Linked DNA regions of Homo sapiens: region 1 is linked to region 2. Evidence: chromatin loops called from intact Hi-C (ENCODE). Cell type or tissue: mammary epithelial cell. All regions are shown on one strand. Each heading gives the region's core, and the rest is flanking DNA. Links, peaks and the distances in the headings are about the cores only. Region 1 overlaps CFAP52 (cilia and flagella associated protein 52). Region 2 overlaps USP43 (ubiquitin specific peptidase 43).

What was found. Hi-C counts contacts between places; a loop is a spot of excess contacts. Peaks named below come from ENCODE experiments on the same cell type or tissue, not always from the same donor. Only the 100,000 strongest peaks of a DNase experiment are listed, where the experiment ranks them.
Region 1: it touches region 2 in a loop (2.1-fold over the local background); 3 of 110 quality-filtered maps call a loop at or near these places.

What each region holds. Positions count from the first base shown.
Region 1 is chr17:9,620,825-9,636,060 of GRCh38, reverse strand. It overlaps CFAP52 (cilia and flagella associated protein 52), which reads right to left. Exons shown (of 14, transcript NM_145054.5): 9 at 7,241-7,389; 10 at 3,028-3,173; 11 at 505-656. Among named protein-coding and RNA genes, the nearest start is that of USP43, 17 kb to the left of the region's middle. In mammary epithelial cell, for the core only: a CTCF peak has its summit at 7,390; no DNase peak of the experiment used is centred there.
Region 2 is chr17:9,675,622-9,690,857 of GRCh38, reverse strand. It overlaps USP43 (ubiquitin specific peptidase 43), which reads right to left. Exons shown (of 15, transcript NM_153210.5): 5 at 13,977-14,112; 6 at 10,492-10,627; 7 at 7,900-8,035; 8 at 3,949-4,060. Among named protein-coding and RNA genes, the nearest start is that of USP43, 38 kb to the right of the region's middle. RefSeq lists enhancers at 13,700-14,200, 13,440-14,639. In mammary epithelial cell, for the core only: no CTCF peak of the experiment used is centred there; a DNase peak (open chromatin) is centred at 5,537; H3K27ac peaks cover 1,703 bases.

The DNA.
Region 1 (15,236 bases), core at 3,701-11,700, 57 kb after region 2:
CTGGGATTACAGGCACCTGCCGCCACGCCCAGCTAACTTTTTTTATTTTTAGTAGAGAAGGGGTTTCACCATGTTGGCCAGGCTGGTCTCGAACTCCTGACCTCAGGTGATCTGCCCACCTCAGCCTCCCAAAGTGCTGGGATTACAGGCAGAAGCCACCACGCCCGACCTTGCATTCGTTATTTTTCTTGCCCCCTTTCATTTGGGACACTTAGGGTTGAATTCGTGTAAGTTAAACCATGCTTCACTGTGTGGACACAGAAAGCTATTTCCCTATCTGCCCAGAAACTTCTAACATTCAGTTCTTCCTGGAAATTGTAACCCTCCCCACTAGCATCGATAAACCATGGACCGTCATGAACGGCTTCTGATGAACATCCCTTTACTGTGTTGCCTTAAATAAGATTTCTACCCTCCATGTGAATCTTCTCTCATGTTCAATAAACTGTTGGCATGATTGGATTTTGCAGGTATCACTGCATCCTCCCCATCACAGGTACCTACACAAGGTCCCAAATGATACAAGTCCCATCGGTGCTGGCGGTGACACACTCCTCGTTGTTCCTCTTCACCCTAATGCAGGACACTGATGACTTGTGTTCCTTCAGGGCCTCCTCCAGCTTCTGGGTCTGACAGCCTATCTGCCATACCCTCACCTGAAAGCCACAGAGCACAGGATCTTGATCCACACTTGGGACTTCTGAAGGGATAGGAAAAGATTCCAAGAGCTTTTTCCCCTTTGCTATGCTTGATTTGTGTTTTTTTAATTCCCTGTCTTTGTCTCGGTTGGGTGGGGTGTGAATGCTAAGTTGAAGGGCAGGCATATTCATGTATAAGATGTGATCATCTTCAACAGAGCTTCAAAAATGCTACTAACAATCCTGTACCTGCTTGTACATACAGGCTGAGAAATTTAATCAGACACCTGCTATGCAAATCGATAATGCAAGGGCCAACGCAAAACCAAGTGAAATAATGTCTATTCACTTTTGCTGATCACTGCTCTCAAATTTCTGGTACTGTCAGGAAAGTTCGTGAGTACCCAGAGCTATATTTAAACTTTCACAATCAGCTGTTCAATTTTGATCATTTAAAAGCAATGGTTCCCAACTCTACTGAATCCAATACCTATTTTATATCACAAATATTTCCAAATACCTGTGTATTATCCTGGAGTGAAATTCATAGGTAATACAACTACCTACACACAAAATTTAAAATCATTAATATGATGCTTTAATAAAAAGGATAGATAAAAGGGAAGTTGTTTAGTTAGTATGGTATTCCTTCATTTTTTGAGATGGAGTCTTGGTCCGTCTCCCAGGCTGGAGTGCAATGGCGCGATCTCGGCTCACTGCGACCTCTGCCTCATGGATTCAAGCAATTCTCCTGTCTCAGCCTCCCAAGTAGCTGGGACTACAGGAGTGCACCACCACACCTGGCTAATTTTTGTATTTTTTTTTCTTTTTTTGAGACAAAATGTCGCTCTGTCACCCAGGCTGGAGTGCAATGCAATGGCGTGGTCTCGGCTCACTGCAACCTCCAACTCACCACGCCTGGCCTAATTTTTGTATTTTTAGTAGAGACAGGGTTTGGCCATGTTGGCCAGGCTGGTCTCAAACTCCTGAGCTCAGGTGATCCACCTGCCTCAGCCTCCCAAAGTGCTGAGATTACAGGCGTGAGCCACCAGGCCCAGCCAGTATTCCTTTAATGGACAAAGGATCTGTCACAACTACACCAGAAAACATAGTAGTCAGATGCTTACGCCTTCTTATAGTGCCTATGTTGGATTTATGAAAAATAAGATGAGCACAAACTATTCTGTTCTTCCTATGACAGGGGATTAAGGAAAGGAAAAGAAAATATCTCAAAGAGAAAGGGAAGGCTTTGGGATAGCAAAGAATCTGGGGCACAGAGGAGGAGAGAACCAGAGAAAAATGTGTGAGCAAAAGGTGTTACAGCCTCCTCAAAATAATGGGAAGAAAAAGTTGAGCATGATCATTTAAAAATAATGGTCAAAACGTCTGGGTGTATTTAATAATTGATGCTAAAACCATCACCTGCTTTAAAAGATAAGATGGGCCAGGCGCGGTGGCTCACGCCTGTAATCCCAGCACTTTGGGAGGCCGAGGCAGGCGGATCACGAGGTCAGGAGATCGAGACCATCCTGGCTAACACGGTGAAACCCCGTCTCTACTAAAAAAATACAAAAAAAAATTAGCTGGGCGTGGTGGCAGGCACCTGTAGTCCCAGCTACTCAGGAGGCTGAGGCAGGCGAATGGCGTGAACCCAGGAGGCGGAGCTTGCAGTGAGCCAAGATTGTGCCACTGCAGTCCAGCCTGGGTGACAGAGGGAGACTCTGTCCGTCTAAAAAAAAAAAAAAAAGATAAGATGACAATTCGTACAACCACGATCCTCGGAGGAAAAGAGCAAGCAAGCCAAAACACTGGCAAAACACCCGCATGAATTCCTTAACTCTAGTCCACATAGAACACTTTCATGTCTGTATTGTAAACGTCCTTTCTGTGTACAAATGTACTTAGATATATATTTATAGGCCAGGCATGGTTGCTCATACCTGTAATCCCAGCACTTTGGGAGGCCAAGGCAGGTGGATCATCTGAGGTCAGGAGTTTGAGACCAGCCTGGCCAACATGGTGAAACCCCATCTCTACTAAAAATAGAAAAATTAGCTGGGCATGACGGTGTGCGCCTGTAATCCCAGCTGCTCAGGAGGCTGAGGCAGGAGAATCGCTTGAACCCAGAAGGCAGAGGTTGTAACGAGCCAAGATTGAGCCACTGCACTCTCCAGACTGGGTGACAGAGTGAGACTCCATTTCAAAATAAGTATACATTTATAATATTAGAACTTTTATTTATGACATATTTTCAGATCTCATCAAAATGTCAATTTGGTCCTGCTTGAATACTAGCAAAGGTGTGTATTTTTAAAAGCAAATAGATGGCTTCCTATAGGGCAGTTGTTCTAAACAGAGCGTTATTTTTTCAAATTTCTGCTTTCAATACCTCCCCTTCCCCACCGCCACTGATGACCCTTTTACAGTCACTGGTGGTGGCGATGGCGGTGACGCCGATCCTGTGAGCATTGTTAATGACATACATCAGTCGGCCTGTCTCTGGGGCGAAGGCTCGGATTTTACCGTCGTTCCATGCTGGCATGAAAGGGAAACAAAAGGCAGGCAGGATCAGTATATGCACCCTCTCTCCACAGTCTGCTGGCCTCACTAAGGAGAGGCAGGCCTGGTGAGTGGTGCTGTGCTGGAGGAAAGAGACCAGCTCAGCTGAATGCTGGTCACCATAGGCCCCTTTCCCTTCTACAGGTTGCCACCACCCATCCAGTTGCCTAAGCCAACAGCCTGAGTCTTCCTTGATTACCCTCAATTCCATCTACCCAACCCAATCCAACATCCAATCCATCAACAATTTCCACCAGCTTTACTGTTAAAAAACATTCAAATCTGAGCACCTCTCAACAGTTCCACTGGTACCTCCTTCATCCAAGGCACCACCATCTTTCTCCTGGATTGTGATAACAGCTTATGCTTGCTTCCACTCTTGCTTACAACCACTTATTTATGCAGGGATCAGTGTGGCCTTTTAAAAATTATGTCATCTTCTTGATCAAGAACTTCCTTTTTTATTTAAAAAAAAAGGCTTATATCTATAATCTCAACACTTTGCACTTTGGGAGGCCAAGGTGGGTGGATTGCTTGAGTCTAGGAGCACAAGACCAGCCTGGAAACATGGCAAGACCCAGTCTCTACAAAAAATATGAAAAAAAAAAACAAAAAAAAACTTGCCTCGCATGGTGGCATGCCCATTTAGTCCTAGCTACTCGGGAGGCTGAAGTAGGAGGATCACTTAAACCTGGGAGATGGAGGTTGCAGTGAGCCAAGAGTCCGCCACTGCACTTCAGCCTGGGCAACAGAGCAAGACCCTGTCTCAAAAAAAGAAAAAAAAAAGTGGAGGCTGGGCGCAGTGGCTCATACCTGTAATCCCAGCGCTTTGGGAGGCCAAGGCAGGCGGATCACTTGAGGACAGGAGGTGGAGACCAGCCTGGTCAACATGGCAAGACCCCACCTCTACTAAAAAAAATTACAAAAATTAGCTGGGCATGGTGGCAGCATGCCTGTAATCCCAGCTACTCAGGAGGCTGAGGCAGGAGAATCGCTTGAACCCGGGAGGCGGAGGTTGCAGTGAACCGAGATCACAGCACTGCACTCCCAGCCTGGGCAACAGAGCACGACTCCATCTCAAAAAAAAAAAAAAACTTTCCAAAACATTTTCCCACTGCACTTAGAATTAAAATCCAATCCAAACTCCTTTATCCTCCACGGTAACTAGTATTTGTGCCCGACCCCCAACCCCCGCCATCTCTTTTAACTTCTTTTACTGGCTGTCCCTGCACCCCTAGCCCAACTACCCACTAAGCCCCAGACACACTGGCCCTCTTGCTATTCCTCAAATCCACCAAGCGATCTCCCTCCTGAGGGCCTTTGCACTTGCTATTCCCTCTGCCTGGAATGTTTTCTCCCCAGGTCTTCAAATGGCTGGCACCCTCTCATAAGCTTTAATGTCACCTCTTGACCTTAGCAGTTTAAAATAGAATGCTAAAGGTAGATCCCATTTCAGCAAAGATTTGAGGAGGTGAGGGGGTGAGGGAGTGAGCCATGGAGGTATCTAGGGAAAGAATATTTCAGGCAGACATAAGAGTCAGAGCAAAGGCTCTATCTATGCCCAGTGTGTTTGAGGAACAGCAAGAAGAAAGTATGGCTAGAAGGGGTGAGTAGTAAGAGGAAGAGCTCCAGGTAAGAAGGTAAAGGAGGACAGAAATTCACATGGAGCCTTGTAGGTGATGGGGGGATCTTTGTCATTTACTCTTAGAGGGTAAAAGACTTTTGAGCCCTAAATATGGCAAATTCTGACTTATGTTCTTTCTTTCTCTTTCTTTCTTTCTCTTTCTTTCTTTCTTTCTTTCTTTCTTTCTCTCTCTCTCTCTCTCTCTCTCTCTTTCTTTCTTTCTTTCTTTCTTTCTTTCTTTCTTTCTTTTTTTTGAGATGGAGTCTGGCTCTGTTACCCAGGCTGGAGTGCAGTGGTGCGATCTTGGCTCACTGCAACCTCCACCTCCCGGGTTCAAGAAACTCTCCTGTCTCAGCCTCCCGGGTAGCTGGGACTACAGGCTCCCGCCACCACGCCCGGCTAATTTTTGTATTTTTAGTAGAGATGGGGTTTCACCATATTGGTCAGGCTGTTCTCAAACTCCTGACCTCAGGCGAAACCCCATCTCTACTCAAAAAATTACAAAAATCGGGCAGGGCGCAGTGGCTCACGCCTGTAATCCCAGCACTTTGGGAGACCGAGGCGGGCGGATCACGAGGTCAGGAGATCCAGACCATCCTGGCTAACACGGTGAAACCCCGTCTCTACTAAACATACAGAAAAATTAGCCGGGCGTGGTAGCGGGCGCCTGTAGTCCCAGCTACTCGGGAGGCTGAGGCAGGAGAATGGCGTGAACCCGGGAGGCGGAGCTTGCAGTGAGCCGAGATCGCGCCACCGCACTCCAGCCTGGGAGACAGAAAAAGACTCCGTCTCTTAAAAAAAAAAAAAAAAAAATTACAAAAATTAGCTGGGCATGGTGGCGCATGCTTGTAATCACAGCTATGTAAATCAGGTCCAGGTGCGGTGGCTCACGCCTCGGCCTCCAAAGTGCTGGGATTACAGGCGTGAGCCACCGCGCCTGGCCCTGACTTACATTTTAAAACAGACCTCTGGCTTCTGGCTTCTGGCTTCTGTGTCGAAAACAGACTGCGGGAAAGTATACTGGGTGAGAAGAGAAGCAAGGAGACGTGGTAGGAAGGTACGAGGGCAATCTAGGGGAGAGATGCTGGTGGCTAGGATAAGGGGGAAGATAATGAGGGGTGAGGGACCTTGGATGTACTTTGAAATGAGCATCAGCAGGGGATGTGGATGTGGGCATAAGAGAAAAAGGGGAGGCAGTGAGGACTCCAAGATTTCTGTCCTGAGCCGTGTTCGCTCTAGATGTAAGGTAAGCCCAGAGCTCCTGGCAGCCCTATGTGGAGAAGACATGCGCAGGGTGGGGTAGGGACGCTAACAAGGAGGAGAAGACAGGGCCAAGAAAAGAGGAGTGAGGACCGGGTGCAGTGGCTCACTCCTGTAATCCCATCACTTTGGGAGGCCGAGGCGGGTGGATTGCCTGAGGTCGGGAGTTCAAGACCAGCTTGGCCAACATGGTGAAAACCCGTTTTTACTAAAAATACAAAAAATTAGCCCATCGTGATGACACACGCCTGTAGTCCCAGATACTTGGGAGGCTGAGGCAGGAGCGTGCCTGTAATCCCAGCTACTCTGGAGGCTGAGACAGGAGAATTGCTTGAACACGGGAGGCAGAGGTTGCAGTGAGCCTAGATCGCGCCATTGCACTCCAGCTTGGGCAACAAGAGTGAAACTCCATCTGAGAAAAAAAAAAAAAAAGCAAGCAAGCAAGGAAGAAAAAAGAAAGAAGAAAGAAAGAAAGAAAAGAAAAGAAAGAAAGAAAGAAAGAAAGGGAAAGAAAGAAAAGAGGGGCGAGATGGTTTCCTGGTGTCACCATTTTAATAGCTGTCCCTAAAGATCCACTGAACTTTTCATTGATGTGAAGCAGTATGTGTACTTTCTGAGCACTGGGGAGACTTACAGATAGATTTAGCATAAGACAATACTGAGAAATTACTGTTTTAAAGGAAAACATTTTTAGAGATACATGCTGAAGTCTTTAGAGGTGGAATATCACGCTGCCTATAATTTATGCTAAATGGCATAAAATAATAAATTGAGTTAAAAATAAATTCCCTTTGAGACATCACTTCGTTTGAGTCAGGGTTTTATCTCTTACACAACAAAAAGGGTCCTCACATGGGGGACCTGTCCTTTTCAAACTCCTTTTCAAAATTGAACTTCTAAATTTTCCTACTAGAGAGAAAGATTCACGCTATATGCAGCAATGTGGGAGAGGAGAAATTGCTATTTGGTCCTTCCTAGCTCAGAAAGTCTCCCAGCTGGAAGGAAACTCCAAAGAGAGGCTAGATTAGAAGCAAGAAGGGGGTGGACAGTGGGAGGCTGTTCTAGGTTATCCACATGTAGAGACTAGTATGGGAGGAGAGTGACAAGAATCAAAACCGCAGCTAGAGCCCCAAGCCAGATCTTGACATGTGGACGTTACCTGAAATGATGCTTTTGCCGTCCCTCATGAAGTCGATGCCGTGGCAGGTCATGTTGGGCACGGTGATCCGCAGCAGCTCCCTGTTGGATGATGTGTGCCACACCCTGATATCCTTCTTGGCACAGGTTGCAAATAGCTCAGCAGTGCCACTGCAAGGAAGCCATCAAGAGATGCAACCATAAAAGATGCAGTTTCCCAGATGCATATTTGACACCAAAATGTGTTTCACAAAAATATAGGAAAAGGCTGGGCGCGGTGGCTCAAACCTGTAATCCCAGCACTTTGGGAGGCCAGGGGGGTGGATCACGAGGTCAGGAGTTTGAGACCAGCCTGACCAACATGGTGAAACCCCGTTTCTACTAAAAATACAAAAATTAGCCGGGTATGGTGGTGCATGCCTGTAATCCCAGCTACTCAGGAGGCTGAGGCAGGAGAATCGCTTGAACCTGGAAGGCAAAGGTTGCAATGAGCCAAGATGGGGCCACTGCACTCCAGCCTGGGTGACAGAGCTAGGCTCCATCTCAAAAAAAAAAAAAAAGAATATAGGGAAGGATGCCTTTTATTATCTGAAGCCTTGATGATTGTCTTACAGACCATTTGAAACATCTTGTGTAAACGGTATTTAATGCCCTCTAATCATCTGTGGACCATCTTTTGTAGTCCTTTCTCTTTAGGAAGGGTTGGGACAAAGTTGCTCAAAAAGAATAAGCCAATTTAAAATTCTCACAAAGTCTTGGTAGACTGGAGGATAGTAACATTTGTCTTTTCTATAAAACTACTTTATTGAGGCCTGATATGGTGGCTGACACCTGTAATCCCAGCACTTTGGGAGGCCAAGAAAGGAGGATCCCATGACTTGAGGCCAGGAGTTCAAGACCAGCCTGGGCAACATAGTGAGACCCTGCCTCCCCAAAAAATAAAAATATATAAAAATTAGCTGGGTGTAGTGATGCATGCCTGTGGTCCTGGCTTCTTAGGAGGCTGAGGAAGGAAGATCTCTTGAGCCTAGGGGTTGGAGACTGCATTGAGCTATGATCGTGCCACTGCACTCCAGCCTGGATGACAGAGTGAGACAAGAGAATTTGCCTCTAAAAATAAAATGAAATAAAATAAAAACCACTTTATTGAGGTATGATTGACAAACAAAAAGCTGAACATATTTAATGTATATTACCTGAGTTTGAAGATAAGTCGACACCTATAACATTTCTTGAGATAAATACAGCCTTGGATTGCTTGTATTAAGAGAGAATAAACAAACCCTTTCCTGTGAAGTAGACAATATTTATTTATTTATTCATTTATTTATTTATTTTTGAGATGGAGTCTCACTCTGTTGCCTGGGCTGGAGTGCAATGGTCCGATCTTGGCTTACTCCACCTCCTGTGTTCAAGCCATTCTCCTGCCTCAGCCTCCCGAGTAGCTGGGATTACAGGCATGTGCCACCATGTCTGGCTAATTTTTTGTATTTTTAGTAGAGACGGGGTTTCACCATGTTGGCCAGGCTAGTCTCAAACTCCTGACCTCAGGTGATCCACCCACATCGGCCTCCCAAAGTGCTGGGATTACAGGTGTGAGCCACTGTGCCCAGCCAAGCAGACAATCTTATTAAAATTTTCAAAAAGGAAAAGACAATGGTGCCAGAATTCAAGTTTGCAGATAACCCAAAACCCTTCTTTTGTCTGTCAAGCTCAAAAAAAAAAAAAAAGGCAACCTCTAAATACAATGTAAATTACCAATGTGTCAAAAGATTACAGATTATTCCAATTCAAATAATAAGAAGAAGTAATATTGGGGTACAATAAAGACCATTTGGTTCATAAGTATAAATTTCTAGCTTGTCTCTGTGGAGATTAAAGCTAATTTTTAGATTTCAGTACATCTCAAGCAATGTCTACATTTTTTCATGAACACATTTCAAAAAAGAGTCCTTTTCTCTTAAGACCTACTCACTTTAGAATTAAAACAAAAAATAAGTGGATCCCTTCCACACATTTAATGCTTGGGGCTTAGTGTTACAGTTATAATGATGGACTACTTAGTTAGAAAGAGTAAGTGCTGGAATGAGACAACAGATGTGATGGGGCTTCTTGCCAGACAGTCTTGATTAATGTAAATCAAGTCAACACTAGAATGTTAATATTTATTTAAAATTAGAGATATTTATATTAGATAATGCCTTTGGTGAATGAGCTCCTCCTCTGAGGGAAGTAAGCTCTTAAAGAGGTGTACTCATGGACCACTCATGAAAATCAAATATCATGAAATCAATGCCCCCGAAGAACTTTCCAGGTCAGGAGCAGTGGCTCATGCCTGTAATCCCAGTGCTTTGGGAGGCCAAGGTGAGTGGATCACCTGAGGTCAGGAGTTTGAGACCAGCCTGGCCAACATGGCAAAACGCTGTATCTACTAAAAATACAAAAATTAGTTGGGTGTGGTGGTGTGCGCCTGTAGTCCCAGCTACTTGGGAGGCTGAGGAAGGAGAATCACTTGAACCCAGGAGGCGGAGGTTGCAGTGAGCTGAGATCATGCCATTACACTCCAGCCTGGGCAACAAGAACAAAACTCCATCTCAAAAAAGAAGAACTTTCTTCCAAACTCTCTACACTTGATGGCCTATCCACTTCCTTGGCAGTCAAGCCTAGTTCAAAACTGAACCATTCAAGTGGTAGATTGTTCTTAGTTTAGGGTCTGAGAGGTTAAGTTCCAGAAAGAACCCAATTGATTGGATCATGATGAGGTACCAAGCCCATGTGCTCCCTCTCTCCCACCTAAAATCCCATGAAATGAAGATATTTATAGATATAGATGTAGCTATAGATGTACATAATTTTGCCCTTAACAATACAGGAAAGCAGGAAAGAGTATCATCACATAGGTCAGAAACATTATGGATAAATAGAAATCAGCCAGATAAGAGCTGTAGAGAAAAACTGGGCTCAAAAGTATAAGCAGAGAGTACATCTTGTAAGGCTGGAGCACTGAACTGGTTCACACACATTTTCTCACAAATAACAATTAGAAAAACTGGATGAATTAACAACAATAACAAAATCTTAATGACACCAAAAACCTCTAAAAGTAGATAGAAATCAGGAAGAGTTTGCTCTTCTAAGAGTGCAACTGGAAAGGGTTGAGAATTGTTAGCATGTGGCTTTCTCACATGTGGGAGCCTCCAACTCCCACAGCTATGGTGGCTGTAGAAAAAGGTGGCAGAAAAACCATAGCGTTACCAGCTAACAATGCTAGAGATCAGAGTTGAGGGCTAGAAAATCAGCTGGAATTTAAAGGGGGAATATCCTAGTGGCAAGAGAACCACAAGAATAAGATGTAAATTCTGGTTATAAACACTGCACAAATCTCTGTTGGGTAGCTAAATTATACATGTATCCCTAGCTAACAATGCTAGAGATCAGAGTTGAGGGCTAGAAAATCAGCTGGAATTTAAAGGGGGAATATCCTAGTGGCAAGAGAACCACAAGAATAAGATGTAAATTCTGGTTATAAACACTGCCCAAGTCTCTGCTGGGTAGCTAAATTATATATGTATGGGGGGAATACCAAGAGGAAGAACAAGCAGGCAGAGACCAGGGAGGATTCTACTGTGTTTTTTTTTTAATTGATTTTTTTTAAGGATTCTACTGCTAAAGACAGCTACATGGGGTCAATCTGAGAGGTTTTTTGTTTGTTGCTTTTTTGTTTGCTTGCCTTTTTAAGTAAATACATTCCCCAACTGAGCTCAGCTTGGATGGCAGGAAGCTGAACCTCACAGGCTTCAAGTGTCAGAGCTTGAGGTTAACAGAATATTTGGAAAATAGGGAGAAGTCACTAAAAGAAAGGAAATCATGGAAAGGATGAGCTTCATCTCTGCATAAACCCTTGGTTGACTGCTACATAATGCAAGCACACAGAAGAACCCAAGGCCAGGCTAAAAAAGCAGCAGTGGGAAGTCATGAGAATAACAGATGATGCATACTATGGGGAGGCAAAATTTGCAGTTTGAGTCCATGCCAACAATCCTCAGAGAACAGAGTTGCTATAGTATATTCTATATAATACTGAGTTTTCAACAACAAAAAATTATCAAACATGCAAAGAAATAGGAAAATATGACTCAAAAAAAAGGCAGAGTCAGAAGCAACTGATTCCAAGTAGACCCAGGTACTGGATTAGCAGACAAAAACTTTAAAGCAGCTATTTTAAAATACATTCAAAATATTAAAGGAAACTATCACATCAATAAGTGAACAGATAGGTAATCTGAACAGAGAACTAGAAACTATATATGTAATATTATAATTATATACCTTATAGCAATTATATATTCTTCTATAGGTAAGAAGTACAATAACTAAAATAAATTTACTAGGTGGACTCAATGACAGATTGGAGATGGTGAAAAATCTGTAAACTGGAAGGTAGATTTAATAGAGATTACATAATTTTAAAAAGATTTTAAAAATTGAAGAAAAATGAACAGCCTAAAGATCTGTAGGAAAATCTCAAATTACTAAACACAGATAATTCAAATCTCAGGGGAACAGAAGTGAGCAAAGGTGAAAATTCTTAAGGAACAAGGGCTGAAAAACTTCTCAATTTGGTGGAAAATATCAGCTTATAGATTCAAAAAGTTTAACAAATGCTAAGAAAGGATAAACACAAAGAGAAAGACAAATCACAGTCAAACTGATGAAAGACAAAAGCAAAGAAAAAATATTGAAATATAAACAGAAAAATGACATATTATAAAGAAGAAAATCATAAGAATACAGAATGACTTCTCATTAGAAAGTCTGGAATGATGTATTCAAACTAATGAATAAATAGAAAATAATCGGGCAAGAATTCTGTAACCAGTGAAACTTTCTTCAAAAATAAAGGCTAAAAAAATGTTTCCAGATAAATAAAAACTGAGATAATTATTCAGTAGAGGCTTATACTTTTAAAAAGATGTTAAATGAACCAGGCAAAATGGCATGCACCTCTAGTCCCAGCTACTCAGGAGGCTGAGGCAGGAGGAACACTTGAGACCAGGTGTTTAGGCTGCAGTGTGCTATGATCATGCGGGTGAATGGACACTTGACTCCATCCTGGGCAACAGAGTGAAACCCTGTCTCTTAAACAAACAAACAAACAAACAAACAAACAAAAAAAGCTAAGCAAAGTTCTTTAGAGAGGGGAAAGGTAACAGATGACAACTTAGATATATAAGAAAGAATGAAGACCATCAGAAATAGTCAAATATATAAGTAAGCACACAAGACATTTTAAATTTTTTCTTCTCTTAATTTCTTGAAAATGTTTATGACTCTTTAAAGCAAAAATTATAATATTGCATTGATGGAGTTTGATGGAGTTTGTATAAAGATTTAATACAAACATATGAAAGATTATATTAAATGTAAATGGATTAAACATTCCAAATAAAAGCAGAGATTATCAGAATGGATAGAGAAGTAAAAACCAAGTATATGCTGTTTCAAGAGATGTACTTTGAATATAAAGACACATGGAAAAATAAAAGGGTTAAAAAAGATATATCATGCTAAGAGTAAGCATAAGAAAGCTGTAATGAGTACATTAAAATTATACAAAGTTACTTCAAATCAAAGAGAATTACTAGAGACAAAGAGGAACACTTTAATAAAAATGTCAATACAGCAAAAAGATATAACAAATAATTAACAGCACCTAATAACAGAGCTTTAAGATATGCAAAACAAAAACTGTGAGAAATAAAGGTGGAACTCTACATTCATTGCCTGAGACCTTAACATTTTTCTCAGTAAATGATAATACAAGTGGACTAAAAATCAATAAGGAGAAGAAGATCTGTATGACACTAACTACATTAAAAGCTTCCACAGAGAAGAAAAAAGATCTCCAAAGTACATATTGAAATATTCTATTTACATAAAGTTCAAAAGCAGGTAAAACTAATCTATGAGACTAGTTCAGGTAGTAAGTAGGAGGGTGAGGGTAGTGATTGGAAGGGGTGTTTGGGGGATGATAAAAATGTTCTATTGCTTTACCAGGGTGGTAGTCATATAGGTGTGATAAGTCACTGAGGTGCTTATTTATGATTTATGTATTTTGCATATATGTTATACTTCAATACAAACTCCATTAAAATTCTTTTTATACTGCACCAAACTGTATTCAAGTCTGAGGGTAAAACAAACATATTTTCAGGTAAGCAGGGACCAAATTTTCTTTTTTTCTTTCTTCTACTCATCATCATCATCATCTTCTTCTTCTTCTTCTTCTTTTTTTTTTAATAGAAACAGGGTCTTACTCTGTCACCCAGGCTGGCATGCACTGGTGTGATTGTAGCTCATGGTAGCCTCAAACTTCCTCCCACCTTAGCCTCCCGAGTAGCTGGGACTAGAGGCAGTGCCACCAACATGTCCAGTTTATTTATTTAGTTTTGTAAAGATGAGGAAGGGGTGTCTCACCATCTTGCCCAGCTAGTCTCAAACTCCTGGGCTTTAATTATCCTCCCACCTCAGTCTCCCAAAGTGCTGTGATTACAGGCAAGAGCCACTGCACCTGGCTGAGACCATATTTTCTGTATATAGATTGTTTCTGAAAGAATTCCAAAACAAAAAGAATCTAAGGGGATTGATGTGTTAAAAAGAGAGAGAGAGACTGATAATAGCAAAGATCTAGAATTCCAAATAATTTCAACACAGGACATGGTGGAGGAAAGGTGAAAATAAAAATATGCTGAGACTCTTGCCTTTTTGGCAGATTAGATACAAACATTGGTTAACTGTAGTCTTTGATGAAAAACTATATTTATTTATTTATTTTTTTATTATACTCTAAGTTTTAGGGTACATGTGCACATTGTGCAGGTTAGTTACATATGTATACATGTGCCATGCTGGTGCGCTGCACCCACTAACGTGTCATCTAGCATTAGGTATATCTCCCAATGCTATCCCTCTCCCCTCCCCCGACCCCACCACAGTCCCCAGAGTGTGATATTCCCCTTCCTGTGTCCATGTGATCTCATTGTTCAATTCCCACCTATGAGTGAGAATATGCGGTGTTTGGTTTTTTGTTCTTGTGATAGTTTACTGAGAATGATGGTTTCCAATTTCATCCATGTCCCTACAAAGGACATGAACTCATCATTTTTTATGGCTGCATAGTATTCCATGGTGTATATGTGCCACATTTTCTTAATCCAGTCTATCATTGTTGGACATTTGGGTTGGTTCCAAGTCTTTGCTATTGTGAATAGTGCCGCAATAAACATACGTGTGCATGTGTCTTTATAGCAGCATGATTTATAGTCCTTTGGGTATATACCCAGTAATGGGATGGCTGGGTCAAATGGTATTTCTAGTTCTAGATCCCTGAGGAATCGCCACCCTGACTTCCACAATGGTTGAACTAGTTTACAGTCCCACCAACAGTGTAAAAGTGTTCCTATTTCTCCACATCCTCTCCAGCACCTGTTGTTTCCTGACTTTTTAATGATTGCCATTCTAACTGGTGTGAGATGATATCTCATAGTGGTTTTGATTTGCATTTCTCTGATGGCCAGTGATGATGAGCATTTCTTCATGTGTTTTTTGGCTGCATAAATGTCTTCTTTTGAGAAGTGTCTGTTCATGTCCTTCGCCCACTTTTTGATGGGGTTGTTTGTTTTTTTCTTGTAAATTTGTTTGAGTTCATTGTAGATTCTGGATATTAGCCCTTTGTCAGATGAGTAGGCTGCGAAAATTTTCTCCCATGTTGTAGGTTGCCTGTTCACTCTGATGGTAGTTTCTTTTGCTGTGCAGAAGCTCTTTAGTTTAATTAGATCCCATTTGTCAATTTTGGCTTTTGTTGCCATTGCTTTTGGTGTTTTGGACATGAAGTCCTTGCCCATGCCTATGTCCTGAACGGTAATGCCTAGGTTTTCTTCTAGGGTTTTTATGGTTTTAGGTCTAACGTTTAAATCTTTAATCCATCTTGAATTGATTTTTGTATAAGGTGTAAGGAA
Region 2 (15,236 bases), core at 1,854-9,853:
GCTGGAATGCAGTGGTGCGATCTCGGCTCACTACAAACTCCTCCTCTCCAGTTCAAGTGATTCCCTTGCCTCAGCCTCCCGAGTAGCTGGGATTACAGGCACCTGCCACCACACCTGGCTAATTTTTGTATTTTTAGTAAAGATGGGGTTTCACCATGTTGGCCAGGTTGGTCTTGAGCTCCTGACCTCAGGTGATCCACCTGCCTCGGCCTCCCAAAGTGCTGGGAGTACAGGCGTGAGCCACCACGTCTGGCAACATTTTAGTTTTTTAATAGGTATAAGGTTTTTGTTTTAATCAGTATAATGTTTAATAAAGTTTTTGTTGATGATGAAAAAATCGGGAGTATACATAGTAGTGATGGTGATACAACATTGTAAATGTAATTAATATACACTTATGAGTGGTTAAAATAAATAAATGTATATATCTTTTACCAAAATTTTTTAAAAAATCAACGGGGTCTTCATTCAAATAAAAGAAATAGGTGCTTAAATTTGTCACTGATGATCTTGACAACCAGAAATAAAATAAAATTTTCTTCCAAACTCTGACAAAGGTAAAAGGCAGACATGTTTTCTTAAAAACCATGGAGGAAACCTAGGTTGAATTATGAGAGGAAAACAAGAGAAAAGCATCATAATTCCAGGAAAGAGGAATGACACATGGTAGGACAGAATGACCCGAAACAGATGCAGAGAGTTGTGAGCCGACCCCTTTGGCTGTGGGAGCTGACGTGTGCAGGGAGCATCGGCCACAAGGCTGGTGGGTAAACTGGAACTGGGCTGCAGGGGGTCTTGAGTGTGAAGGGCAGGGAGCTCATACGTCTAGCCAGACTCTAACCACGTTCCAGTTCGTCTACGGCTTCAACAAAGACGAAATCAACGTCTGGAAGTAAGATGACTTCAGGGGCTTTGATTGAGGGTTGGCCACGGAAGGGTATTCTCCCTAAGGAGAATGTTAATTTAAATCTGGGGGAGAAGACTCTTTTTCCTCCGCCCCTAATGGAGCCTTGTTGTTTGGACAGCAAAAGTCAGCCATCATTACGGCACCAACATCTGCACAGAGGCAGCCTACTCTGCCTGCACACAAATAGTGCTGGCCTCACACACCCCCGTTTACAAAATACCATAAAAGTGTTTGGGTAGCCAGGCATGGTGGCTCATGCCTGTAATCCCAGCACTTCGGGAGGCCAATGTGGGAGGACTTCTTGAGGCCAGGAGTTCAAGACCAACCTGGGCAACACAGTGAGACCCTATCACTGCAAAAAAATTAAAATAATTAACCAGGCATGATGGCAGGTGCTTGTAGTCCCAGCTACTTGCAAGGATGAGGTGGGAGGATCACTTGAGCCCAGGAGTTCAAGGCTGCAGTGAGCTATGATCACACCACCACACTCCAGCCTGGCCAACAGAGTGGGACTCTATCTCTTTAAAAAAAAAAAAAATTGGCATTGATAGCTTTTATTTTTTTCATAATACATGCAAATTAATCCTATCCAGTAAACTGGTCATTTTTGTAAGAAACTTTCCTGTTCTCAATTCTTGGCTAGGGAAGTTCATGTCCAAACCTTCAATACAATATGTTTAATCTCTTCAGTTCAATGTTGAGACTCCTGAATATATTCTCTTCAAATGACTATATTTGAACCAGTATTTAATATAGTATTAAAAGAATTATGGGTTAAATGGGTTGGCTAGCCTGGAAGCCTCACAACCATCTAGAACACATTACTCCTACAGAAAAGCATGTCTGACCATACATTCACCCGTGAATCTGTGAAAAAGCATCTGTGGCTGAGTCAAAGGTTGCCCGTATTAGTATTTTGCTGGCCCCATTGATTGCTTGATCCATTTCTAAAATTGAAATTGGGCTGGGCACAGTGGCTCACACCTGTAATCCCAACACTTTGGGAGGCTGAGGCAGATGGATCAACTGAGCCCGGGAGTTCAAGATCACTCTAGGCAAAATGGTGAAACTGTCTCTAACAAACAAACAAAAAAAAGTTAGCTGGGTACGGTACCATACACCTGCAGTCCCAGCTACTCAGGAGGCGGAGGCAGGAGGATCACTTGAGCCTGGGAGGTCAAAGATGCAGTGAGCCATTACCGCACCACGGCACTCCAGCCTGGGTGTCAGAGTGAGACCCTGCCTCAAAAATAAAATAAAGCTAAAATGACTGCAAAGGTATGGAGGCAAAAGTACAGGTGTGGCTGGGTGTGGTGGCTCACGCCTGTAATCCCAGCACTTTGGGAGGTTGAAGTGGGAGGATCATGAGGCCAAGAGATTGAGACCATCCTGGCCAACATGGTGAAACCCCGTGTCTACTAAATATACAAAAATTAGCTGGGTGTGGTGGCGCTTGCCTGTAGTCCTAGCTACTTGGGAGGCTGAGGCAGGAGAATCGCTTGAACCTGGGAGGCGGAGGTTGCAGTAAGCCGAGATCACGCCACTGCACTCCAGCCTGGTGACAGAGCGAGACTCCATCTCAAAAAAAAAAAACAGGACAGGAGTGTGAGCAGGTAAGAGTAAGGATGGCTGAGTTAAATGCTCACATGAAATTAGTTTCATCTGGCCGGGCACGGTGGCTCACACCTGTAATCCCAGCACTCTGGGAGGCCGAGGCCAGTGGATCACGAGGTCAAGAGATCGAGACCATCCTGGCTAACACAGTGAAACCCCGTCTCTACTAAAAAATACAAAAAAGTTAGCTGGGCGTGGTGGCGGGCGCCTGTAGTCCCAGCTACTTGGGAGGCTGAGGCAGAAGAATGGCGTGAACCCGGGAGGCGGAGCTTGCAGTGAGCCGAGATCACGCCACTGCACTCCAGCCTGGGCGACAGAGTGAGACTCCGTCTCAAAAAACAAACAAACAAACAAAAAAAGCATAGTTTCATCCATTGCGATAATCAGTAGCTCAAGGTTTGGGAGAAGGCAAAACTCTCACCGGATAGACTGACCTACTTGCAGAGGAGTTTCTAATTTGGGCACTTTGGTGGATCTGATCTACAGTACATTGAACAAAATCCTTTAGAGATAAAAGTTGGGACAAATGTAGTGAAGGTTTTTAACAAAATGTTATTTGGTATAAATCCTAAATCAAACATATGGTTTTTGCTGAGCAGGAAGGAACATGAATTATGAGGAATTATCTCTGAGATAAGATCTGTGTGTGCCCCAAATAAAAAGCTTTTACTATGGGAATAGTTAGGGGACAATAGGAATCTGACACAACTGACCTGTCCCTAAAAATTTCAACATCTTCTGTGTCAAGCAACCATCAGAATAGTTTCTGATATTATAGGAGCTAAAAACAAAAAATCAATAGTTTTTAAACATGCTGTTTTTGTTTGGAAACTACCAATCTGAGAATAAATAAATAAGGCAAATGTTTTCCTTTGAGTTATCTTAGTTTTTAAAAAACTGGACAAACTTATTTTAACATTTAGATTTTCATATTTGGACATAATCATCCATTTTAATTTTCCCAGAAATTCTATCTCAAGTCCCTTGAAATTGTTGATTTAAACATAAAAGTTACAATTTATTATAATATGCTATCTTCTAGGAAAAACTATGGTAAGCCATAAACATACAAAATTGGGAATAATAATGTAAATGCTTAGGGAATGATGGAAAATGTGAAAAAAAAAATTTCGTTTTAATGTAAATGCCATTTTCCCAATGGTGTTTTGAAAGATTTAATAAGAAAAAGCTCTGCCCATGAAAGGTATTTTGTAATGGCACAAAAGTAAAACACTACAGACTATAAGATGGTTACTTCCTTGCAAATAAATCTAAGTCATTTTATAAAACAGTATGAACACTCTTTAACAGCAAATTATCCTCTCCTGGGCTACACTAAATTCCACCCCTCCCAATACACACACCCACACACACGCATGCACATGCGCATGCACGCACACACACACACACGCATGCACACCACTGACCTGTACAGGGGCCTCACTCTTCATAAGATGGCGGACCTTGCTGAGGATAGACTGCTGGAGCTGGGCCCAGGAAACAGCTCTGTCTTCCCTTATCAGGAAGGGTGGCCCAAACCTGAAAATCCAAGGAAATCGGGTTATCCCAGCAAAGGAAAAACCAGCAACATCCACCAGTCATGAGTGGTTGTTCTAACCCTGGCTTCCTGTCAATAGGATAAGTGACAAGAGCTAAGCACAAAAACTCAACAGCAAAAAAAACCAAAGAATCCCATTTAAAAATGGGCAAAGGGTCTGAATAGACATTTCTCAAAATGACACACGTAGCCAACAGGCATATGAAAAAATGCCCAACATCACTAATTATCAGGGAAATGCAAGTCAAAACCCCAATGAGATATCATCTTACCCCAGTTAGGATGGCTATTATCAAAAAGACAAGAAATAACAAATGCTGGTGAGGATATGGAGAAAAGGGAACTCTTATACACTGTTGGTGGGAATGGAGACACCGTGGAGAAAAGCATGGAGGTTCTTCAAAAAACTAAAAATAGAACCACCATGTGACCCAGCCATCCCACTACTGGGTATTTATCCAAAGGAAAGATCATCATGTCAAAGAGATCTCTGCACTCCTGTGTTTACTGCAGGGCTATTCACAATAGCCAAGATTCCAAATCAACCTAAGTGTACATCGGTGGATGAATGGAAAAGAAATGAAAAAGAAAATGTGGTCTATATACACAACGGAATACTATGCACCCATAAAAAAGAAATGAAATCCTGTTGTTTGCGGCAAGATGGATGAGGCTGGAGGACATTATGTTAAGTGAAATAAGTCAGGCACAGAAAGATAAATACTGCATGTACTCCCTCATGTGGAATCTAAAAAAGTTAATGTCACAGAAGTAGAGTAGAATAGTGGTTCTACTAGAGGCTGGGAGGCGCCAGTGGGGGCTAGGAAAAGGTTAGGTAATGAATAAAAATTATAGCTAGATAGGAGAAATAAGCTCTAGTGTTCTATAGCAATATAGAGTGACTATTGTTAACAATAATTTATTGTATGCTTTCAATAGCTAGAGGATAGGATTTTGAATCTTCCCAACACAAAGAAATGATAAATGTTTGAGGTGACGGTTATGCCAATTACCCTGATTTGATCATTACACACTATGTACATGTATCAAAATATCACTCCGTACCCCATAAATATGTACAATTATGTGTCGATTAAAAATAATGTAAATGCTTTTTAAAGCCAAACACAATACAAAATTGCCAATCAGAGAACCTTGTAACAAATGGAGACACTGCAATGTAAGCAGAGGCCCAGTGACACAAAGCCAGGTAGATGCTGCTGTGTAAACAGATTACTCAAAATGACCAGCTAGCTGGCAAAATCTCTTACTCACAGCAGGGAATAGAGTAAGACAAGCTTGGAGCCAGGGGAAGGCAAGGCAGAGACATAAATCCAGATGACACAACTTTGGTTGGGGTATCGAGAATATTCTCATCACTGGGATGGTATCCATGTCCCAACATAGTAAGCGCACAGCAGTGAGCTCATGGTGTACAGAATGCTGGGTGAGCCTGCGCCTATGGGCCCTAACTCTGCCGTGGGTACTCCTGGACAAATCACTAGCGACTCACTGCTTCCTGGCCTCGCTGCAGCCTGTGTGAAGACCCAATGAGGTAAGAATGTGAAATTGTTGAATAAAATTGGCTAAAGCAGAACACAAATATGAGGTGATCTGTCTGGACAGGCAAGGGCACTGTGCGTCCATTGTTGTATGGACAGATCGGTTTACTTAATCCATCCTGTACTGTGAGGCATTCCAAGTTTTTATTTAAACAATGCTTGCTTATCGCAGGAACTAGATATAACCTTGGACATAACCTTTGAGCGCACAATTATTCCCTTAGGGTAAAGTTCCAGAAGTAGAAAGACAAGACTAAAGCTCTTTCTTCCCAAACTGTCCTCCAAAGAAGCCATACCAATTTACCTGATTCCCCGGACTCTGGCCCAGAATGAGTATTATCAATTTCTAAAAATCATTTAACAATCTAAGAGGTTAAGAATAGTATCTTGCTATTGCAACCAGAATTTCTCCCACTACAAATGATGCTGATTTTTTTTTTTTTTTTTTTTTTTGAGATGGAGTTTCACTCTTGTTGCCCAGGCTGGAGTGCAGTGGCACAATCTCGGCTCACCGCAACCTCCGCCTCCCGGGTTCAAGCAATTCTCCTGCCTCAGCCTCCCGAGTAGTTGGGATTACAGGCGTGAGCCACCATGCCCGGCTACTTTTGTATTTTTAGTAGGGATGGGGTTTCTCCATATTGGTCAGGCTGGTCTCAAACTCCTGACCTCAGGTGATCCGCCCGCCTCAGCCTCTCAAAGTGCTGGGATTACAGGCGTGAGCCACCGTGCCAAGCTGATGCTGAATATTTTAACCTATGCTTGTATTTCTTCTGTGAACTAATGTTCATCTCTGTGGTTCATTTCACCAAGGGTATTTATCTCCTTAATTTTCAAGAGCTGGAAAATTCGAGGATGGACATAAATCCTTCACCTCTCACATGGCATAAATATCTTTCCTCATTTGTCCTTTGCCTTTCAAATTTGCTTTTAGTTTAAATTTTTAAATATATTTAAAACATCAGCCTTTTCCTTTACAGCCTCCTGACTTTGATGTTAAACTAGCCCCCACCCAAGGACATAAATATTCTCCCATGTTGTCTTTATTAATTTATTTTTTATTTTTTATTTATTAATTTTTTTTTGAGACAGTCTCGATCTGTCGCCCAGGCTGGAGTGCAGTGGTGCAATCTCGGCCGACTGCAACATTTGCCTCCTGGGTTCAAGCGATTCTCCTGCCATAGCCTCCCAAGTAGCTGGAACTACAGGTGCGTGCCACCACACCTGGATAGTTTTTTGTACTTTTAGTAGAGATGGGGTTTCACCGTGTTAGCCAGGATGGTCTCGAACTCCTGACCTCATGATCCACCCACCTCGGCCATCTTTAAGTTATTTCATGGCTTCCTTTTCTCTAGTTACCTCTCTAGTCAACCTGAAATTTATACGTGTGAATTCATAGCAGGAGTAAAAAGTTGACTATTTAAAATAAAAAGCAACAAAGAAATCAATTAGCCCAGCCTTACTTTTGAACAATTCACTCACTCTGTAGTAATATGAAATATACCATAATTCTGAAATTATTAAAATATTGTAATACAGGCAGAAGAATATGCAATTAAATCAAACAAAATAGACCAACTATCTGTAAGTATTTATTACATGATAAAAATGATGTATTTCATATTACTAAGAGTTAATGAATTATTCAATAAGTAAGGCTGGGCTAATTGATTTTTAAAAGCTGAGCTAATTAATAATAGTTTAATTATTATTAAATAATCTTTTTGTTTTTACCAGTTTATTATTCAAGATACATTTTTAGAAACATTTTATCCATCTAAATATATCTTAATGTAATTCTGTCTTTTAAACACTTTATTTGGGCTATATAAGAAAGCTATCTGTTTTTGTATATTTGTTATATAACCCATCAATTTCCTGAACCCTTTCCTTACTGCCAATCACTTTCCAGTTCTTGGTTTTCTGGACAGACAACCAAATTATCACCTCTTTTCTTATAGCCAGTTTCTTTTAGCACTGCACCGCCTAGGTTTTACAATATAAAATAACAGTGGTGAAGGCAGTAAAAATTGTTCCTCCGATTAATAGGAAGGCCTCTGATGTCTGATGGTTAGGAATGATGACGTTAGCCAAATGCTTAAGGCAGATATTTCTAATCCTCTTAATCAGAAAGGACCCTACTTCTGGCTCCTAGTTTATTAACCTTGGGAATAAATGTTTAATTTTACTCTAGACAGGCTCCCAAGTACAGGTCTACAAATCCCAGACACCACATGAAAAAAGAATAAAGTGAAACATACCTGCTAGCCTGCTGCCCTGACCCCACCAAGTTACAGAAGAGGATTAGCACCTTGCTCTCACTGTGGAGAGAGAGGGAGAATCGCTGGCCCTCACGGGCTGCCAGGCGTGGGGAGGCCGACAGACCCAGTGGATGAGCTAGAAGGGAGAGAATGACATTTGTTCATATTCCTAAAGGAGCTGCTTTCCTGGGTCAGAGCCTTAGCTTCTCTAGTCCCTCTTTCTCTTTGAGCATCTATTAACCACCAATGGGGGGCCACTAGAGGGCTTTAGGGGAGGAGATAATGAGGTTCATGGCATTTGTGCCATCTGACGCCTGGCATACGAACATCAAGAATATGGTAGTGAATTTGCAATTGTGTTCACCCAATAGTTTTTTGTTTGTTTAAGACAGAGTCTCGCTCTGTCCCCCAGGCTGGATGGAGTACAGTGGCACAATCTTGGCTCACTGCAAACTCTACCTTCCAGGTTCAAATGATTCTCCTGTCTCAGCCTCTCCAGTAGCTGGGATTGTGGATGTGCACCACCACGCCCAGCTAATTTTTTTGTATTCTTAGTAGAGATGGGGTTTCACCATGTTGGCCAAGCTGGTCTTGAACTCCTGACCTCAAGTGATCCTCCTGCCTTGGCCTCCCAAAGTGTTGGGATTTCAGGCGTGAGCCACTGCACCTGGCCATCACCCTATAGTTTTAAAACAGGAACAAGAATTTAACTAATATATTTCAAGTCACCTGAAAAATACTCCAAAATAATTTTGGTTGCTTTTATGACTTCATTACAGAGTCCCCAGTTTATCTACTCTCTTAGAAAGCCAACATAAGAAGTATATAGAGATGGGTGAGAATCTTTACCAGTGAGGAAGTAGAGGAATTGGACTAGCCTCCATTTGCAATCAGTTCTGAAATGTTGACTTTCAAGGAAAAGATGTGTCCACCATGATTGAATTTGAAAGGAGAACTTGTTTCACTGGGTTGTAATATAGTCAGTGTCAGTTAATGTCTTGTTCTAGATTCCAATGCCCAGCATCTCCCTGTCAACTCAGAGAACTTCAAACATCCAGTTCCCATAGCCTGCTACCTAGGCTGGCCAAAATGTGGGGCCAGGGCGTAGGAATCATCTGGGGTATAAAGTAACACTGGCACAGGGTCCTTTAAATATGGGCCTTCTGGCCGGGTGTGGTGGCTCACACCTGTAATCCCAGGACTTTCGGAGGCTGAGGCAGGTGGATCACCTGAGGTTAGGAGTTCGAGACCAGCCTGGCCAACATGGTGAAACCCCATCTCTACTAAAAATACAAAAACTAGCCAAGCGTGGTGGCAGACACCTGTAGTCCCAGCTACTTGGGAGGCTGAGGCAGGAGAATCACTTGAACCCAGGAGGTGGAGGTTGCAGTGAGCCAAGATCACGCCACTGCACTCCAGCCTGGGTGACAGAGTGAGAAACCATCTCAAATATATATATATATATATATATATATATATATATATATATATATATAATATATTTTATATATATTTATCTATATATAATATAGATATTTAGCTATATAATATATTACATATTTATCTATATTATATTTATTTATATATATTTATTTATTTTATTTATTTTATTTATATATATATTTATTTATATATATATTTATATATATTTATCTATATTATATATAACATATATAATTATTAAATATATATCAAATATATTAAATACATATTAAATATATATTATATAATATATTCTATATAATGTATATATTATATAGTATATATTATATAGTATATTATATAGTATATATTATATAGTATATATTATATAGTATATATTATATAGTATATATTATATAGTATATATTATATAGTATATGTCATATATTATATTATATATGATATATAATATACATTTTATATATATTATATATTATATGTAATAGATAACATATATTTTATATATTACATATAATATATAATATATATATGGGTCTTCTTCACTAACTTGGCCAAAATGTATCCTGATCTACAAATAAAAAGGACTGTTAGAAATTGACCATGTTAGCCAGTCCATGGAATAGGAAAAGCAAGCATTAAGAAGTGGAACTATTTTGTTAAAAAGTCATTTAATAAAACTTTAACCACGTACTGCTCAAATTTGTAGACATTTTACTTCACACACAAATCTTGACCCATAGGAATCCTGACGGCAAAGATGACTCCAGCATCTATACCAAATAGTGGTTCTCAAAGTGTGGTTCCTGGACCAGCAGCATCGGCATCACCTGGGAACTTGGTTAGATGTGCAAACTCTTAGGCCCCACCCCAGGCCACCCAAATCATAAACTCTGTGGGTAGGGTCCAGAAATCTGCTTTCACACGCCCTCCAGGTGATTCTAATATTCACTAAGCTTAGTTTTGAGAATACTTGTGTTAGGTGAATAATTTTTAATATCAACCATCTGCACACAACGAATGCCAGGGATAATAAGTCTGACTGTTCCAAGTGCTAAAATTGGATGTTTTATGCCTTTGCACCCAAGGAGTATCCTCTGAAACCTGTAACTCATCATAGCCAAATAAAATTGTGCAAAGCACCTGTTATACCTGAGAGAGTCCCCTGGCTGGGTGAGGGAGGAACTTGAAAGGCATACACATTATCTCCCTCTGCGATGGTATTCAGGTCCTCTTCATCAAAGAAAGACCGCTGGAATCCACTGGGATACAGTTCAACCAAGATCACCTGAAATGAGAAAGATCATTTTCCCTCTTGATTTCTGAAAGAGAAATCAACAGATAAGAAATCTAAAAGTGACTGATAGTCAACACCCATTTTTCACCTTTTCCTTCCAATTGGCTACTTATTTTTAGTAATAAGGCAGCATAGTAGATACAACCATTAGATTGTCCTCAGACATCTCAAGTGCAACAAAAAAAGAAACTGAAAAAAAAAAAAAAAATCTAAGTTTTATACCCAGCTAAACAAGCATAGAAAAATGACAACAAAATAAAGCCCTCTTCATGTGAACAAAAAGTGAGTGTTTACTACAGAGTGAAAGAATTTCTGAATAGGTTTACTAACCTTTTTCACGTGATTGCATACATAAAAAAAATTTTTACCAAACATTGAAGTAAATAGGAGATGGTTTTGTAGCAGAGTAGAGGGGTGACTACTGTGGGGGCCCTGACTGCCCTAGACCCAACTCTGTTACCCTGATGCTGAAGAAATCAATATCTCAGCACACATAACCTATTCAAGGTACACTGCCTGGGAAGTTCTCGTTAAAAAGATGCATTTTGGGTGCCTGTAGTCCCAGCTACTACGGAGGCTGAGGCAGGAGAATGGTGTGAACCCGGGAGGCGGAGCTTGCAGTGAGCCGAGATCGTGCCACTGCACTCCAGCCTGGGCGACAGAGCGAGACTCCGTCATTAAAAAAAAAAAAAAAAAAAAAAAAAAGATGCATTTCAGGGCTGGGCACCGTGGCTCATGCCTATAATCCCAACACTTTGGGAGGCTGAGGAGGGAGGGTCACTTGAGCCCAGGAGTTCAAGACCAGCCTGAACAATACAGCAAGACCACATCTCTACACAATTTTTTTAAAAAATTAGCCAGGCATGGTGGCATGAGCCTGTAGTCCCAGCTACTCAGGAGGCTGAGGTGGGAGGATCCCTTGAGCCCAGGAGTTCAAGGCTGCAGCAAGCTATGATCACACCCCTGCACTCCAGCCTGGGCAACAGAGGAAAACCCTGTCATTCATTCATTCATTCATTCATAAATACATAGATTTCAGGATTTAAAAACCTGAATCAAAGAGAAAACTTGAGTTGTAGGAAGAAATGATGAACCAAAGAAAATGGTAAACATTGGCAAAGGTAAATATTATCAACTATATAAAGCTAAAATAATAACTATTATTACTATTACAGTTGGAGGTGGAGAAGGGATTAAAATACTGGACAATAATATCTAAATCAAAAAGGTATAAGGGGATTTAATGCATACCAAGATCCTTGTGTTACATGGGAAGATTGGCTTTAGACTCGTAATTATGCAAGTTGACATTTTAGTAACCACTAAAAGAATGGAAATATAATGTATATATTATATTTACATATACATATTGACATGTACATGAAGTACATCTTCTGGATGTACTTCATCCCAGAAAAGATGAAATAAAGAAAAATTGCTCAATGTAAAAGAATCATCTTCTAAAAGAAAAAGACTGTTCAATCTAAAAATGGGGGGGGAGGGGCGGTACAAAATAGGAAAACAGGGTAAATAGCATAAGATGACATAAATAAATAAGATGACATAAATAAATCCAAATACAGGCCGGGCGCAGTGGCTCACGCCTGTAATCCCAACACTTTGGGAGGTTGAGGCGGGCAGATCACAAGGTCAAGAGATCGAGATCATCCTGGCCAACATGGTGAAACCCCGTCTCTACTAAAAATACAAAAAATTAGCTGGGTGTGGTGATGCATACTCAGGAGGCTGAGGCAGGAGAATCGCTTGAACCTGGGAGGCGGAGGTTGCAGTGAGCCGAGATCGTGCCACTGCACTCCAGCCTGGCGACAGAGGGAGACTCCGTCAAAAAATAAATAAATAAAATAGAAAAATAAATCCAAGTACATATATCTATGATTTTATATAACATAAATATAATACACTTGCCAGTTAAAGAAAACAAAGCATCAAAATAGATGACTTTCAGTTTCAGTGGAAATGCCCGTCCCACACTGGCATCCCCAACTGACTCCCATCTCCCTGAACCAACACATCACACCTCTCAAATTCCTGCCAGATTTTTCACACTCTTAATTATTCAAACGCTCCCTCTCATAGACTTCTCCCTTTTGATCTTTTCTTACTGTCACTTTCTCCCCAGGACTCTCACCCACTGTCCCCCTCTCTCTCCGTCTCTTTCAGTAACTCCCCATAGTGCACTTTAAAGTTTACAAAGCAAGATACACACATTTCCCCTGCTATTTGAGAGAGTCATAAATATTCTATGAGGTAGCGATAGAGGTCAGAGGGATTGATTGGGCAGGGGCAGAAAGGAGCCCACTGGGGTGATGGGGAGGCTCAGGAAGCGTGGAGGTTATAGGAATGTAGCTATGAACGTAGAGAAAGCCAGCAAACCACAATCTTCAGATAGGTAGACGTTATTGTATGTGTGGCATGCCTTCCCAACAAGGTTAAAAATATTTTTTGATTTGAAAAAATCCCATGAGATAGTCAGGGAAGTGTCAATTTCCATGTCACAGTTAAGGACACAGAGCCAATCACATACTGTGTCCAGGGTCAGAAACCTAGGGAGCTACTGAATCACCCTGAGGGCCGCTCCCATCCTGCCATGTGGCTTGGCGCCACCACGGCCTCCTCCCTATTCCTCATGAGGGCCCCTCCAGGCACTGTGAATCCAATCGCTTTACTAAGACTCGTTTGAAAAGAAAACAGGTAGAACACAGCCATCCCAGCTTCCGCCAGATGTTCTCTCTCATGTTATACATCCTCAGTTCTCTCAGCAGGTCCTCCTGCTTCATTTACTGTTCCTTTACTGTCCTGGTTTATATTGCCAAGACTGAAAATATACAATGGTGACTTGGGCTATGAAGTCAAACCATCGAAATCCAAATCCTGGCTCAGCCACTTACTAGCTAGTGACGTTGGGCAAGTCACTTAACCTCTCAGGGCTTCTTTATTCCCCATTAGTAAGATGAGGATAATTGTAATGTCTACTTCACAGGACGCCTGTGATTAAATCAGGCATGAATAGAAAGTTCACAGAATAGTGCCCCACACTTAGTAAGCACTACCTAGGGGTAGCTATTGCTGGAATTATTATGATCATAATTGTCATTGCCTTCTCGGAAGGCAAAGGTGTTCTTTTCTGGTCATTCTGTGTCAATGCAGGGAAAAGTCAAGGCCCAGTCATCCCAGACAGCAGGCATTACTAATCAACCAGAAACCCATGAGTCATACTGGAGTCACCTGGGAACCACAAATTGGCCTAAACAGCCTAGACAGCTGGCTCAGTTAGCATTCTATCATCCAATGACCAGGCCCCAGTGCAATTCTATCACACCTCATCTGCAGGGACGCCTCCTTCCTCTGCAACCATCTTCCTCAGGGCTGCCACTGTGCTGAGGATCGGCACGGCCAGGCCAACCCGCAGGAACCGCTGGCTCTTAGAGGGGAAGACCAAGGTGACACTCAAGAACCTGGAAAATAGGAAGGGGCAACACCCTTAAAGGACTGACATGAACTGTGAATGACATTGTTGATAATGGATCAAGGCCAGGCGCAGTGGCTCACACCTGTAATCCTAGCATTTTGGGAGGCTGAAGCAGGTGGATCACCTGCGGTCAAGAGTTCGAGACTAGCCTGGCCAGCATGGTGAAACCCCATCTCTACTAAAAGTACAAAAAAATTAGCTGAGTGTGGTGGCGGATGCCTGTAATCCCAGCTACTTGGGAGGCTGAGGCAGGAGAATCGCTTGAACCTGAGAGGCGGAGCTTGTAGTGAGCAGAGATGGCACCACTGCACTCCAGCCTGGGTGACACAGCAAGACTCCATCTCAAAAAGAAAGAAAGAAAGAAAGATAATGGATCAAGTTCAGCACATAGTTAATCTCCGCTTCCTGGTTGTGTCCCTGTACTTGGTACATTGTCACCAGGTGGCAGGGTAGAGCCAAATCTTCTAAATTACTTTTCCAGAGAATTGGGGGAAAAAGTATTTGATTAAGAATCACCATAGAGATGTCCGATCTCAAGGCTCTAGTTGTTAAATAGATAAGCTTAAACAAAAACAAACTCCAAAGTTTGAAAATTAAAGCAGTCAAGGTGTTTTTTTCAGTACAAATCAACACTACTGATGACATTCTCCTTAATGAGAGTCTCCTTTGGAAATCTCTGCTTCCCCTTCCCACCGGCATATGAAGGCCCACTCTTGCAGCTACTGTTTCTCTTGATCTGTACTCCAATAACTGCCCAAGTCACACAGGTAATTAATTAATAGAGCTGGGATTCGAACCTGGGCCGTCTGGCTCCAGAGTCAGTGGTCTTGACCACTCTGCTGTGCTGTGTCAGGCTGGGAGTCTTAGATCATCACATCTATAAGTTGACATTATCTGATGGTGTCACTGATGATAGACAGCATAAGCCATGTTATAGCATAAGCCAGTAGTTATATTTGTAGTGCAGAAGATCAGCAGCACACAATTTTAGAGCAGAAAGGGAGATTGAGTTGCCAAGCAAGGCCCTCTGAAGATGTTATGTCTTCAGCTGCATCCTAAAGGCAGGGGATGTCAATAGGAAGAGGGTAAGAGAAATGGCACTTAAGGAGG